Regions from separate parts of the Homo sapiens genome. Here regions 1 and 2 are each linked to region 3. Evidence: chromatin loops called from intact Hi-C (ENCODE). Cell type or tissue: B cell. All regions are shown on one strand.

What was found. Peaks named below come from ENCODE experiments on the same cell type or tissue, not always from the same donor. Only the 100,000 strongest peaks of a DNase experiment are listed, where the experiment ranks them.
Region 1: it touches region 3 in a loop (19-fold over the local background); 57 of 110 quality-filtered maps call a loop at or near these places.
Region 2: a loop joins it to region 3, with 33 times the contacts of the local background. A loop is called at or near these places in 38 of 110 quality-filtered maps.

Annotation. Positions count from the first base shown.
Region 1 is chr16:88,734,726-88,739,725 of GRCh38, forward strand. It overlaps PIEZO1 (piezo type mechanosensitive ion channel component 1 (Er blood group)), which reads right to left. Exons shown (of 51, transcript NM_001142864.4): 6 at 3,843-4,011; 7 at 3,502-3,715; 8 at 3,209-3,380; 9 at 3,003-3,089; 10 at 2,834-2,921; 11 at 1,914-2,014; 12 at 1,423-1,683; 13 at 410-521; 14 at 150-328; 15 at 1-73. It overlaps HSALR1 (HSP90AB1 associated lncRNA 1), which reads left to right. Exons shown (of 3, transcript NR_103774.1): 2 at 3,096-3,680; 3 at 3,779-5,000. Among named protein-coding and RNA genes, the nearest start is that of PIEZO1-AS1, 5.5 kb to the right of the region's middle. RefSeq lists a silencer at 2,631-2,850. In B cell, CTCF peaks have their summits at 2,787 (motif pointing right) and 2,990; DNase peaks (open chromatin) are centred at 2,816, 3,837, 4,121 and 4,276.
Region 2 is chr16:88,813,964-88,818,963 of GRCh38, forward strand. GALNS (galactosamine (N-acetyl)-6-sulfatase) reads right to left here. Exons shown (of 14, transcript NM_000512.5): 13 at 4,044-4,161; 14 at 1-562. The coding sequence ends at 476. Among named protein-coding and RNA genes, the nearest start is that of APRT, 4.5 kb to the left of the region's middle. RefSeq lists a silencer at 2,194-2,303 and enhancers at 2,226-2,727, 2,728-3,227, 3,822-5,000. In B cell, CTCF peaks have their summits at 2,222 (motif pointing right) and 2,424; DNase peaks (open chromatin) are centred at 2,228, 2,889 and 3,261.
Region 3 is chr16:89,214,386-89,219,385 of GRCh38, forward strand. It overlaps ZNF778 (zinc finger protein 778), which reads left to right and starts at 3,318. Exons shown (of 7, transcript NM_001201407.2): 1 at 3,318-3,525. ZNF778-DT (ZNF778 divergent transcript) reads right to left here and starts at 3,268. Exons shown (of 1, transcript NR_186410.1): 1 at 775-3,268. RefSeq lists enhancers at 1,856-2,150, 3,100-3,149, 3,674-4,204, 4,205-4,734. In B cell, CTCF peaks have their summits at 2,252 (motif pointing left) and 2,454; DNase peaks (open chromatin) are centred at 2,276 and 3,266; H3K4me3 peaks cover 2,017 bases; H3K27ac peaks cover 1,654 bases.

The sequences.
Region 1 (5,000 bases), 480 kb before region 3:
GGACCAGCATGGTGTAGGCCACCACGAGCCACCAGAAGGCCTTGAGCAGCTTCCGCCACAGGCTGTAGTAGACCTGCCGGGTGAGGTGGGGGTGGTGAGGACCGCGGGGAGGGTCCGTGCCCCAGCCCCCATCCCGGCCCCCCAGCCACCTGGAAGAGGGTGAGGCAGAGCAGGAAGAGGAACATGTAGACAATCTTGTAGACCACGAGGCGGCCGGCGAAGCTGACCACGATGAACATGCCAGCACACACATAGATCCAGTACTTGGCGTACACGCCCTTCACCAGCTCCCCCAGGCTCTGCAACAGCGTCTGCGTCCGCGTGGGCTCTGTGGGCCAAGCCAGGGGCAGGCGATGGCATCAGGGCGGGCAGGCAGGAGGGCAACCCCCGCCTCTGGCCCACCACTCACCTGTGTCTGCCACGGTGACCTCCGTCAGCGCAGCTGGAGACTCTGCCCACTTCAGCAGCTTCTCTTTCACAAACTGGCGCAGCAGGAGCCAGAAGGTCAGGGTGTAGAGCAACTGTGACAAGCGCAGGGTGTCACAGTCAGCCGGGGGGCCCAGCACCCCTCCCACAGCCGGGGGACCCAGCACCCTCCTATAGCAGGGGGCAAGAGCTCTCAGGCGGCTGGCACCAGCCCATCCACCGCAGCCTCCCCACAGGCACCGAACACCCTCTCGCTCACACCCACTCAGAGGCACACGAGCACACACTCTCACATCCATGGATGAGTGCATGGGTTCACTTGCGCTCACACGCAGAGTCACACACGGGTTCACTAGTTCACGTGGGCACAGATCCATGCACGCACCTGCACACATGTCCACATGCTGGAGTGCATGTTTGCCCACATGCGTGCTCACATATGCACACAAGCTCACAGGTGCATATGTTGGCACACAGGCTCACAAGTTTCACAAGATGAGACCCACTGGCCTGCAAACAGGTGTCCAGACACGATGCTGGCACCCGTTTCACATGGACACGCAGGCACCCTGTGAACACATGGCCTGCACAGCTTGTCACTGAGACCCAGGGCTGTGCATGGTGCCAATGGGCAGAGCCCACGCTCACACACACTGTCAGGGGCGCAGGGGTGGTGCCTGTGCCAATGGGCATAGCCCATGCTCACACACAGTGTCGGGGCACAGGGGTGGTGCCCGTGCCAACAGAGCCCACGCTCACACAGTGTCAGGGCACAGGGGTGGTGCCCGTGCCAACACAAGGTTGTCTGTTTATTCAGTCAACAAACGCTCACTGAGAAGCTACTCTGGGCTGGCTCTGGGTGGGCAGAAGGGGACAGACAGACACATCTGCCTTCTTGGCGCTGCCACTCCCCCGGGCAAGTGGACATTGAACAGGACGACAACCCTGATGGGTCTGCGCACCCAGGCACCCCCGGATGTGGTGGTGCACACTCACCATGGCACCAAGGTCCAGACAGGGGTAGCGGGTGTGCTCCAGCCCCAGCTGGCGCAGGCTGACGGGGCCCAGGGTGGTGGGCAGCTCAGGGCGCAGGTCCATGGCCCACACGTAGCGTAGGCAGCACAGCGTCATCCCATACAGCAGGATGCAGGGCGAGCACAGCATGGCCAGTTGGTGGCGGCTGCGCACCGTCCAGATGAGGCAGGCCCAGAGCAGCAGTACGAAGGTCAGCCAGCTGTGGTAGGTGATGCTCCATACCTGCGCGGCAGAGAGGGCTGCACAGCTGCCCAGCGCACCCCACCCAGGCGATGCCCCACACCTGCGCGGCAGAGGGGGCTGCACAGCTGCCCAGCGCACCCCACCCAGGCGATGCCCCACACCTGCGCGGCAGAGGGGGCTGCACAGCTGCCCAGCGCACCCCACCCAGGCGATGCCCCACACCTGCGCGGCAGAGGGGGCCGCCCACCCCAACCCCCACAGCCGCCTACCATCATGGCAATGAGCGCGCACACATAGCTCTGGTCCATGATGAGGTGGCCCAGGCTGTGGAGCGGAGACGCCTCCCTGGGCTCAGCCCGCTTGGGCCGCACTGCAGGTGGGGACAGCGGTCAGCTTCGGCAGGTTGATCTGCAGGCCTCCCCACCCTGACTATGCCCTAAAATCTGGGCCCTGGGCAAGCACACAGCAGGAGAGACAGGCCCCCGGTGGGCTATGGGCAGAACACGAGGGCTCCGGCAATTGGGCTGACACCGTCCCTGAGCGTCAGGGATGGCCCTGCCAGCACCTGCCGTTCTCTGGGCCTCACTTTCCTTGAAAGGGTGGGAAAGGTGGCCCTGACCCCCTTTCCAGCTCTGCGCACCTGAAGACTCTCAGGACCCCCACCCCAGGGCCGTGGCTTCATTTGCTTCATTCAGAAACACATTGCAAAATGGAAAATCAAGGGTTAGGGTAAAGAAAGAAAGTAGCCAGAAAGAGCCCCCAGGCCCTCCCAAGGCGACGTGGCCAACACAGAGTTCCCAGGCCAGCCCCTGCCCTGGACGAGCGGCCTCCTGGGGCCACTGGGCCACCTGGAGCAGCTCCCAGAGCTAACAGCACAAGACAGCATAGCCACATTCTCTGGGGAGGGGTTGGGGGACCTGGAGGCCCCCCATGGGGTCTTGGGGATCAACGACGCGGCCACTCAGCTGCCCTGGGGGTCTTGGGGGTTGGTCAGTGACATGGCCACTCGGCTGCCCTGGGGGTCTCGGGGGTCACTGACACCGACCCGTGGATGTCCTGGGCCCCCGAGGGGGCGGCAGGCAGAGGTGCGGCGCGAGCATGCGAGAGCGCCAGGCGGCCACCAGGGGGCAGCACCGGCCTCCGCCCCGCCCCCCGCACCCAGCCATACCTTGCAGTGTGCGGTACTCACCAGGCCGCCGCAGGACGGAGCTCTGGCCGGTCAGCTCGTGCACGATGCAGTTATCAGCCTCGGTGTCGGGTGCTGTGGGCACCACGTGCTGTGGGCAAGCAGCGCTGAGCCATGCACGGGCTGGCCGGGCGCCCCCCACGCTGGCGTCTCCACCTGCCTGGCTGCTCACCTGGTCAGACTCCCGTTCCTGGGGCCACTGGTCCAGCTCTGCTAGCTCCAGCTCCCGAGCCTCATACCCCTTTGCCGCCTCCTTCCTCTGCAGAGACCAGCGTCTTGAGCCCAAACCAGCTCCACACCCCACCCAGAGGCAGGAGGTCCTGAGACCAGCCCCATGGCCTGGCCTCAGCCCACCCACCATGGGTGGCAGGTGCTCACCTGGCCGGAGGGGCGGTACGCGCGGAGCTTGCGCAGAGAGGCCGTGGCGTAGCACAGCAGCAGGAGGACGCCGGGGCTGGCATACACAGGCCAGTCCAGGCCGGTGTTGAGGACCAGCGCGTGGGGGCTGGAGCAGTTGGTGGGACCCACGAAGTCCTTGAGACCCAGCACCCTGTCCAGAGAAGACCCGTCACAGCCTACCACCCCAGAGGCAGTGGGGCCACAGGGGCTAGACGAGCCAGGTGGGCGGGACCAGGGTGGCAGGAAAAAGGGGCTGTGTGGCAAGCCGTTACCTAGCCCAGATGCCGGCAGGCGGGAGCAGAGCCTGTGCCAAGGGCATCTGGTAGCAGTAGAGGCAGATGAGATGGCCGGCGCCGAAGCACCCCACCGCGACGCAGAGTCTGCTGAAGCCCCGAGTGCTGATGGGAAAGTGGCAGGCCCACCAGGTGCAGAGGGCCAGGAAGAGCAGCAGGTAGACACTGGAGAGGGCCGAGGGGTGGGCGATGCCTGCGGGGCAGGGGCACACAGGGTGGTACCTGGCCAGTGCCATGTGTCCCGCTGTCTCCACAGTCATCAGGGAACTCCCAAGACCCCTCCCAGTGTGACTGCCAGTGCCCCCTGCCTCGGTGCGTACCTGCCAGTGCAAGCAGTGTTACGGCCAGGACCCGCCCAGCCGCCACCAGCAGCCAGTGGGCCGTGACTCGGAAACGAGCGGCCAGCCGTGACCTCCGTGTAGGGGCCAGCGTTGCTGCTTCCTGCAGCCCTGCCGTCGGGCTGGCATCCACATCCCTCTCATCATCATCCTGCCAAGGTCACGGACAGGGGCAAGGTCAGGTGTATCGCACTGACGCCACCTCTCCAGCCCACACCTGCCCAGCCAGGAGCGTGGGAGGCGGCCACATCCACAGCTGCTCCTCTGAGGGCCACAGGACAGCCTCCCCGGGCACAGGCCCCAGCCGTCCCTGAGGTCTGCCTGACACCTTCCTACTTCCTCACTCAAGCTCACAGTTCCTGCAGGCCTTCCTGGTAGCAGCTCCCACCCTGGCCGAAGACCCAGGGTCTGTCCTGCCAAGCCCAGGCACGTGATGACCTTGCCAGGTACAGACAGACCACAGACTGTCCTATACCACCTCATCTCCCCGAACCACGCACCCAGGGAGCAGCGGGGCCCTGTCTATACCCCGGGGGGTCTCTAGAGACCAAGGGGGCCTGAGGGACATGGCCAGGCTCCAGGGTCTCCTGTGTACCCCTGCCAGCCTTCTGGGTGGCTCTGCCTGGAAGATAGGGGTGGTACTCCTGCCCTCCCCAAGCCTCTGGGGGGACAGAGGTGGCCAGCTGCCTAGAAGAAGTGACAGGCCGGCCTGGGGCTGGGGAGAGAGACCTGCCGGGCCTGTTTTCCCTGGACCTGACTAAAGATTTCCCAGAACACAGCCATTTCCCAAACACCAGGGAAAGCCAGGTGTGGTGGAAAGAACACGGCTGTCGTCAGATGCCCTGGCTCTGGCCTGGCTGCCACCGGCCCAGTGTCCCCATCTGTGACTCGGGGGCTCTCCTGGTGGCTGAGGCGCCAGGTGCCCGGGCTGAGACCGCAGGCTGTGGGGCTGGACGATAGGCCCCACCCCAGCTCTGACAGTCTCCGTGCTCTGCAGGCCGAGGCAAGTCACAGCCTCTCGGAGCCTATTCCCCTTCTGTCAAATGGGATGGGGGCTTGACGGGACAGATGAACCAGACCAGTCCTGTCCTCACAGGCCTCCAGGGCTGCAGGGGCTGCTGGGAGGCTCCGAGGCCAGGG
Region 2 (5,000 bases), 400 kb before region 3:
TCAATCGTGTATTCAGTGGAAGGCTGACTGAACCAATGTACGCCATACACATACTGATCTTGTGTCTCCCTAAGATGTATAAAGGCAAACTGTATCCCCAGCCACCTCAGGCACCTGTTGTCAGGACCTCCTGAGGCTGTCACAGGTGCATCCTTAACCTTGGCAAAATAAACTGAGACTGGTCTCAGATATTTGGGGTTCACAAAGGCGTGAGACGGCAGGGTCCTGAGGTCTGAGGCGCCGTGGGCGAGGAGGAGGGTCCTGAAATCTGAGGCGCCGTGGGCGAGGAGGAGGGCCAAGCACACGCCAGGGTCAGGTCCTGGGCAGGTGGAATTGTGCAGTCCCCCTGCGTCTGCAGGTGCTGTCTGTCTGGCTTGGGCAGGGTTGGGGGAGGACCGAGGCCAGAGCCATCCTTCCTCCAGGCACTTGCAGGGCCAACCGGAGATTCTAGGCCTGGCCTGAGTCTGCGCAGGTGCTAGTGGGACCAGAGGCACTTCTTGGGAATGGATTCTGGAGGTGTCAGACACTTCCCTAACTTTTCACAGCCCGGAGGTGCCCAGTTCTGGGAAATGAAAATTGAGAAAAAGAACATGCAGTTATTCAAGCTCTTCTGGACCCAGCAGCAGCGGGCATTTTGTTGTTGCTGTTCTGAGACAGTCTCACTCTGTCACCCAGGCTGGAGTTCAGTGGCGCGATCTTGGCTCACTGCAACCTCTGCCTTCCGGGTTCAAGAGATTCTCCTGCCTCAGCCTCCTGAGTGAGTAGCTGCTGGGATTACAGGCACGCGCCACCACGCCTGGCTAATTTTTGTATTTTTAGTAGAGACGGAGTTTCACCATCTTGACCAGGCTGGTCTTGAACTCCTGACCTCGTGATCCACCTGCCTTGGCCTCCCAAGGTGCTGGGATTACAGGTGTGAGCCACCACGCCCAACCATTTTTGTATTTTTGGTAGAGACAAGGGTTCCCCAAGTTGGCCAGGCTGGTCTCAAACTTCTGACCTCAGGTGATCCACCTGCCTTGGCCTCCCAAAGTGCTGGGATTATAGGCGTGAGCCACCGCGCTTGGCCTCGAGCAGTTTTGATGTGTCCCCTGCCCAGGTCAACCCCGGACCCCAACCAATTGGCCTCAGTGTGGGGACCACCTCGGTCCAGGTGGGCAGCTACACAGACGCTCCCCAGGAATCATGGGAACTTGGGAGATGGCACCCTCTTGACTCGGCCTCTCAGCTCTGAAGGCTGCCATTGGAGAAATGAGAACTTGGTGGGGAGGTCCCGGGTATGGGGGATGCAGCTGCCAAGTGGCTGAGGGCCTCCGAGGGCCAGCAGTGTTAGAAAGGGCAGGCGGTCCTCCCAGGAGGGCCCACCCTGAGCTTCTCAACTCATCACCCTCTCCTGCAGCTTCAGCCTCTCAAGAAGCCTTTCCCAGGGAGAAGCCAGTCCCTACTGCGCTGCTGGGCTCAGTTCAGTGCGGTGCTGAGCGGAGCCCGCACCCCTCCATCGCCTGGGTGTGTGTGGACCTCACAGTGCAGCCTTGCTTAGCGGAAGCCTTGCTTGATGGGAGGGCACTTTTCCTGGCAACAGAAAGGGAGACTTATGCCGCTAAGAGGAGCCTTCTTGGCTGAAATGAGTGCAGTTTGGTTCTGTGTCCCCATCCAGGCCACTTCTGTGCCACGTCAGACGCCGCATGGCCCTGAGGGCACTTTCCGGGGACAGACTTTGGATTCTGGGTGCTGCTCAGGGTACTAAGGACAGTCTCCAGCCCTAGGCGGCAGCAGGGATGCCGCATGAGTGTCCCTGCCCCCTTGGCCACCAGAGCAGGAGTGGGTTTGGGTGAGGAAGCTGCTCCCAAACTCCAGGGGCAGCAGAGGCAGCCGCAGGGTGTGTTTGAGTCTGGATGGGGGATCTGCATTTCTCAAAGGCCGCTCAGCTGTCCCAGAAGCAGGGGTCCAGGTGGCCACACTCCCTCTCCTCTGTGCCAGAGACGCCACTGAGCCCCTCTCCTGGGGCTGGCCTGGAGTTGGCGGGGACAGAGGGCAGGGAAGGGGTAAGGAGGGCCCCCAGGCTTCACACGCGTGTCTGTGCATCTCCCCCATGGCTCTGCTCACGGTGGCATCTGGGCCCCTCAGACCCCAGTGGCTCAGCTCGCCAGGTCTGAGTTGGCACTTTTCCCCCTGCAGAGAGCACAGGTGTGGCGGTGGGGGCAGTTCCCCCAGTGCCCAGGAGATGGCAGTGGCAGCCAGGCTGTGTGCGCCCACCTCCCCTGCCCTGTGCCCACTGTCTCCATGGCAGGTGTGGCCTGCGCCCGTGGAGCCACTGCAGCCTGGGTCGTAGAGAAGGACCCAGCAGCACGGAGTGGGATTGGGTGTGGAAGGCAGAAGGCCAGGGCTCCTCCACGGCTGGTGGCCCTGGGCTCCTGGGGCCCCGAGACTCAGGGGTCCTGAGACAGGGACCTCCCTGCTCCACCACTGAGTCCAGAGGCGGGGACGCCAGCTGCCCAGGTCCCTTTGAAGGAAGGGCCCTGAATATCTTCCTATGAAACTTGCCAGGCACCCCCGCCCCCCGCCCCCCAACTAACGGAGGTGGCCCTGCCCTGCCCAGTCCTAAATAACCCTGCAGGGTGGACTGTCCCTGGGCAGGGACAAGGCCATCTGCCCTCCATGGTCCTCACTGCTGGTAGGTGCTCCCGATGGCCGGTGCTCTCCTGTTACATCCGCCGGCCCACGCTGTGGCTCCCTGGCTGTTCAGAGCCACCACCTTCCTTCCCACGGCACGGCGGGCACCCAGCGGCTCCCACGCTGCAGCCGGGTCTGGCCCTGGAAAGAGGCTTCAGCTGGGCCTTTTCGCCCGCACAGCAGGAGCCCAGGCTGAAGTCTGCAGCTGCCGAGGGGCCTTCTTCCCGAATCCTGCGCGGCAGATCCAGGGGCTGTGGGCAGCCACGCCCAGCCCGTGTAAACAGGTGAGCGACGGCCCAGGGGCCTCGAGGCTGGGCTCGGCCATCTCCACTGTGCTCGGTGGGCTCTGGGCACCCAGGAGCGACACCGCAGACCTGTGTGTGGCTCGTTTTTGCCGACTAGAGCGAGGGCCGCACGTGTCCCATCTGAAGGAGCTGTGAAGACCTGCCCTGCTGGGACCCACATCAGCTGTGCTGGGAAACAGGCCTTTGCGGCCACTGCACACGCGGGATGGCTGGGCCGTCCACATGCCACCCTATGGGACCCCCAAGCAGGGGACAGAAAAGCTGCTCCTGAGAGGCCCTGACTGCTGCGGCCCCCAGGGCTGGACAAGACGACGACGCATCCTTTGTGGCCTGAACACAGACTTCAGTGAAACTTTGGAGGCACGTCTGTGCTTGTGTTTCTGGCCGATGCTGGCGTGATGAGGCCGTTTCTCTACTGGAGGTGAACAAGGCCTGGTCTTGTCAGGCTGCACGGAGGTGCTGCTCTGGGTGGGTGCCTATGAGTGAGATCAGGTCTGATGCGAAGGTCTCTGGGGCTGGCCCAGCATGAAGGAGGCACAAATGAGAACCTCGCAGGTGGGCCCTGGGGCCGCCGCCACTCAACAGTGCCCACCAGCCCACCCGGGACCCACCGGGCAGTGCCGTTCCTGCCTCGGTGCCTTCAGAGCCCGGGAGTTTGGAGGTCATCACAGGGCCCCTGCAAGGAGAAGCTGCCCGTGTGGGAGTCGAGGACCAGGGGACCCCGGACCCTCTCACGCGCCCTGCTGTCCCTCAGTGACTTGTGGGGGGCAGGAGAGGGGCCTTGGAGCTCCCCAGTCTCAGCTCAGCCAGGCAGAGGCCCGGGTGGCCGGCTGTGGACCTGCGGCTGCCCTGGTGCAGCGTTGTTCTGGTCCCCGAGTCGCTTGGCTCCTGCCTCCCGAATCCCGGACGCCGCCGCGTGTGCTCTGAGGCACGAGGGCCTCACCACTGACGGAGGCGGGGAAGCACGCCTGCCTCTGCCCTGTGCTGGCCACGGTTCATCCTGGGCCCCGGGTGGGTGGCTGCAGCCCCGGCAAAGAGACGGCCGCCCACACACCAGCCACTTACCATGACCGCCCAGTTGCACACGTTGAGCTGGGGCTGCGCGGGGACCAAGGCCTCCTGGTGCTGCTGGACGACCGAGGTGATCCTGCTGAGGGCCTCCTGGTACTCGGCGCTGGCAAAGCTGGGGACAGAGAGCTCTGGTCACACGGCTGGGGCTGACAGCGAAGGACGGAGAGGGGCTGGCCTGGACAGGCTGAGGCTGCAGAGCTCTAACGGGCTGAGAACCACAGTGAGCAGTCACTGGGACCATGTGCTCAAGCCTGCAGCGGCCCCGGGCCTCGCTAGGACAGGCAGCAGGCACCCGAGCCATCCTCTGCCCTCAGACTCACGGGCAAGAGAGGAAATGAAGGCTCAGCAGGCCAAGCCCTGGCAGAGAGGCTGTGAGTAGAGCCGTCCCATCCTGTCCCTGCCTGTGACCAGGACCCGGGATATGTGGGCTGGGGCCTGTGGGTCTCCCCAGCACTCACTACTACGTAAACATTTACAAATATGACACACCCTTCTTTCATTACAAAAGCAACGTCATCCCATTGCCAAAAAGCAGGAAATGGAGGGGAACGGCATCTGCAGTTCTAAAATTCCAATGCAAGCTGCGGAGTGTTTGGATTCCTTTCATCTTCACGAAGATACGATTACACGGCTCGACGAGGTGCCACGGTTCGCGATGTCAGGGCCGCAGTTTGCGATGCTGTGAATCTTGGGTCCACGGCGCCGTCATGCTGTGCTCTGAGGACATCTGCACAGATGATGCCTTTTCACCATTTTCAATCACTTCTAATATCGACAACATCCACATAAAAAGACACCTGCCATCGCTGCCATAGCGGAGATGCAGGGAGGAACTTCTGCGAGTGTGGCTGAAGCTGGAGTTTCTCAATGCCCAGGCTGGGAGCTGCGTTGCTGCTGGTGGGGACGTGGACCGGAGCAGCCACTCTGGAAGGTGGTGTGGCAGCTCCTTAC
Region 3 (5,000 bases):
CGATTATTTAGCCTTTTTTTAAAAAAAAAGAAAGGAAATCCTATGTAACCTCACATGGAATCCAAACAAGCTGAACTCCTAGAAGCAGAGAGTACAATGTTGCGTGCCAGAGGATGGGGTTGGTGGAAGGAATGGGGAGATGTTGGTCAAATGGTACAAACTTTAAGTTAAAGGATGAGTAAGATCTGGGATGTAATGTATAGCATGGAGATTTTAGTTAATACTACTATATTGTATGATGATTGGAATTTGCTAAGATAGTAGATCTTAACTATTTTCACCACACACTCAAAAGAAGGTGCCTAGCTGAGGGGATGGATGTGTAGATCTGTTTGATCATGGTCATTTCACAGTGTGTGCATACATCAAATCATCACATTGCACATCTTAAGTATATATGATTTTTTTAAATCTGTCAGTTGTACCTCAATAGAGCCTGGGGGAGAAATGGTGCTGGAGAAAACTGGATATCTACATGCAGAACAGTGGAGCTGGACCCTTACTTTATACCACATATAAAAATTAATTCAAAATGAATCAAAAACCTAAATGTAAGCGCTAATGTATAAAACTCTTAGAAGAAAACATAGAGAAAAAACTTCATGGCACTGGAATTGGAAATGATTTCTTGGTTATGAAATCACCCACACAGGCAACTGAAGAAAACTAGATGAATTGGACTACATCAATATTACAAATTTTGTGCATCCAAGGACAATCATGAGAGTGAAAAGGAAACCCACAGAATGGGAGGAAATATTTGCAAATCTTGTGTTTGCTTAAGGATTAATATTCAGTTTATTAAGAACTCCTATAACTCAAGAATAACAACAAAACCAATTTAATTCAGAAAAGGACTTATAATAAAGAAGATAACAGATGGCCAATAAGAACATGAAAAGATGATCAACATAACTAAACATTAGGGAAATGAAAACAAAAGCCACAGTGAGATCACATTACCCCGGTGGTGATGGCTCTTAGCCATTAAATAGGAGGTAACTGTTGGCTGGATGTGGTAAAGTTGGAACCTTGTGCACCTGCTCATGGGAATACAAAATGGTGCAGCAGCTCTGGAAAACAGGACAGTGGTTTCTCAAAACATCAGACAGAATTATCATGTGACCCAGCCATTCCACTTTTGCATATATATCCAAAAGTGCTGAGAACAAGGGTCCAGGATATTTTTGCACACGATGCTCAAAGCAACATTATTCACAATAGCCTGCTGGTGCCAAAGTCAAATTTTAATACATTCAGTTACTTAAAACATATCCGTGCGGTGGCTCACGCCTGTAATCTCAGCAGTCTGGGAGGCTGAGGCAGGAGGATCACGAGGTCAAGAGATAGATACCATCCTGGCTAACATGGTGAAACCCCATCTCTACTAAAAATACAAAAATTAGCTGGGCTTGGTGGCACGTGCCTGTAATCCCAGCTACTCTGGAGGCTGAGGCAGGAGAATCGCTTGAACCTGGGAGGCGGAGGTTGCGGTGAGCCAAGATTGTGCCCCTGCACTCCAGCCTGGTCGACAGAGCAAGACTTCGTCTCAAAAAAACAAAACAAAACAAAATTAAAAGAAAAAAAAACATATCCCAAGGGCAGGCACGGTGGCTGCAGTGGCTCACGTCTGTAATCCCACCACTTTGGGAGGCCGAGGCGGGTGGATCACCTGAAGTGAGAAGTTTGAGACCAGCCTGGCCAACATGGTGAAACTCCGTCTCTACTAAAAATTACAAGGTGGGCACCTGTAATCCCAGCTACTTGGGAGGCTGAGGCAGGAGAATAGCTGGAACCTGGGAGGCGGAGGTTGCAGTGAGCCAAGATCGTGCCACTGCACTCCAGCCTGGACGACAGAGGGAGACTCCGTATCAAAATTAATAAATAATAAATAAAACACATCCCAAACACTCATAGTGTTGAACCATTTAGCATGTGGTTGCTTTGTATACTTCGTGAAATTGTGTCCAATCTCTGCTAGCCATAGATAAGATAAATCCTGGGGCTCTAAAGACTGCAAGCCGTTGCTGCCCTTCAGAGCTTTGTGACTCAGACACCTGTCAGGCTGCTGAGAAACGTGATCTAGTCACGTCAGCCCTCCCCCTGTCTGATCTCCTTCTTCTCTGGGAGTTCTCTGCGCGCCCCCCGCCCACGCTCATTTTTTTCTCTTTTCTGAGTAGTGACCCCCAATTCGAAGCCTGTGGGTAATCTCATGGTGCGTGAGACTCCCTCACCCTCCAACCTGTCAAAGCTTGTGCGCCACCGCCACCTCCTGGGCACATCTTGTTTCTTAATCAGCCACGAAATCACGTGAACACTTCACATGTGGTTTTGTTTTGTTTTTCACATTTAGACTCCTGATCCGTTTGGAGTTTATCCCTGTGAGATCCAGAATTAATTTCATCATTTCTCAGACGGCTAACCATTTGTCTTAGCACCTTTCATTATAAACTGCATGTTTGTTCCACCGCTCTGAAATTATGTTTATGAACCAAATTTCCATGTTACTGGGTTGATGTCTGGATATTCCATTTGTTTCCTGTTCATGTGTCACTAGCACACAGTTTTAATGACAGAGGCTGTTTTCGCATCTGTCGGGCATTGCGCTTTTGTTTGTCCGCGTCGTCTGCGTTATGAGACATTTGTTCCTCCATGTGAACTCCAGGATCAATATGCCTGGTTCCAAAAAAAAAACCTTTTCGTATTGTTACTGGAATCATGTGACATTTCTGAATGAACCTTGGGAGAACCCCTGGTATCAGTGCTATTTTGCAACGTAGTATAGGTGGTCTTGGCTCCTACGGTACATTAGAAAAGTAACAGAAACGCATATTTGAAGCGAAAAATAGATGAACATTTACAGAAAAAAAAAATACCACATTGAAAATGCAGTGGAATCAACTGTTAAAAGTTCGGCGTGATGTTCAGACAGATAAAAAGGAACGGGGCCAGTGACTCCCTGCAGAGATCGAGAGAAGACCGAGCACTCCCAGCACCCGCGGGCTTCTCGCTGTGACCGAACCGCGGGCCGCGCTCGCGACGAGCACTTCCTGGCTGTACCCGCCCAACCGCGCCCTCCTGGTCTGTTCCGGCTCCGCAGTTGCGTCCAGAGGCCTGATCCTTACGTCCGCCTGGTCCTCCGGGCCTGTCTCTGCCTCCAGCCCGGTTCCCAAGGGCGCCCCGGGGCCCTCCCGCACCCTCGCGGAAGAAACTACTACCTCCCCGCACCATAGGCCAAAGCTTCGGCCCGGAGGCTGGAGGCGGAAGTGACGCCAAAGACGCGCCGGCCCCTCTTCCGGCGCCGGCCCCGCCTCCGCCTGTCTTACAGCTGATCCGGTTCTTGCGGCGGTGCGTGCTGGCGCCGGAGAGTTCCGCGCGTGTCCTCGGGCTGTCCGCGGGGAAGCTGGTCCGGGAGTGGGCGCCCGCCCGCCTGCCTCGCGCCTTGCGCCCCCGGCACCGCTTCCAGAAGGGAAAGTCGCCGCCGCTCGCGGTAGACCCGGGCAGCGCTTCCATTCCGCGGAGCTGGTGAGAGAGGGGCCCTTTGCTTCCTTCACTTTGAACAGGGCGTGTTTCTGTGAGAATCTGGCTTCGGCTTTGACGTTTTTTATTTGTTTCTGGCACATTGTGTTGGGACCGAAGCGTAAGGTAGACCCCTGAGCGCCCCGGGCGTGCAGCTCCCTGTGAAAGTTAGCCCGTGGGGGCCAGCGGGAGCGCGCGTCCCTCGCCGCCGGGACTTCCAGGCCCGGCCCTCGGGGCGGGAGGGATGCGGCCGTTGTCCCGCTGGTCTTGGAGTAATCGAATCCACGGTGAACAGTGTGTTTCGACTAACTGTATTTTTTCTCACGTTTTGCTTTAGAAAATCTGAATCTAATAAAAATGTGAACATCTGCTACAAGGAATATCCACTGCAATCGTTTTACTCCTTTTTAGCTTTGGGCCATGTTTTCTCTCTCCCCCAATAAATAAACCTTACGGTGAATTATTATTTGAGTGTAAGTAAGTTGAAATTAAACTGCACACATGATACTTAACCTTTAAATACTTGGTAAAGCGTCTGTTAAGGGTAAGGACATTATCCTACTGAAACCACAATATTAGTATTTCATCTAAGAAAATTAAAATTAGGCCGGGCGCGGTGGCTCACGCCTGTAATCCCAGCACTTTGGGAGGCCGAGGCGGGTGGATCACGAGGTCAGGAGACCGACACCATCCTGGCTAACACGGTGAAACCCCATCTCTACTAAAAATACAAAAAATTAGCCGGGCGTGGTGGCGGGCTCCTGTAGTCCCAGCTACTCTGGAGGCTGAGGCAGGAGAATGGCGTGAACCCGGGAGGCGGAGCTTGCAGTGAGCCGAGATGGCGCCACTGCACTCCAGCCTGGGCGACAGAGCGAGACTCCGTCTCAAAAAATAATAATAATAATTAAAAATAATAAGGTCCGCTGGGCACAGTGGCTCACGCCTGTAATCCTAGCACTTTGGGAGGCCGAGGCGGGTGGATCATCTGAGGTCGGGAGTTCAAGACCAGCCTGACTAACATGGAGAAATCCCGTCTCTACTAAAAGTACAAAATTAGCCTTGCATGGTGGCGCATGCCTGTAATCCCAGCTAGTCGGGAGGCTGAGGCAGGAGAATCGCTTGAACCTGGGTGGCACAGGTTGCGGTGAGCCAAGATCGTGCCATTGCACTCCAGCCTGGGCGACAGAGCAAGACTCCGTCTCAAAAAAATAAAAAAATAAAAAAATAAGAAGGAGGTCATCCACTGTCTACTTTGTGTAATATCTAGGATTCTCAACATTTTTCCAACATTGCGCTGTTGGGTATTTTGGGGACTAAGAGCCCTTCAAGGTTTATCTGTTCCCATCGTTTATGTCTTTTCACCTAGAACAACCCCTGTGGTTTCTCTATCATATTGACTTTGGTGTTGTTTTCTCGTGATACGTTTAAATATTCCTCCATTTCTTGCTGCTTCCTATGAACTTGTAATTGAATTCAGAGGA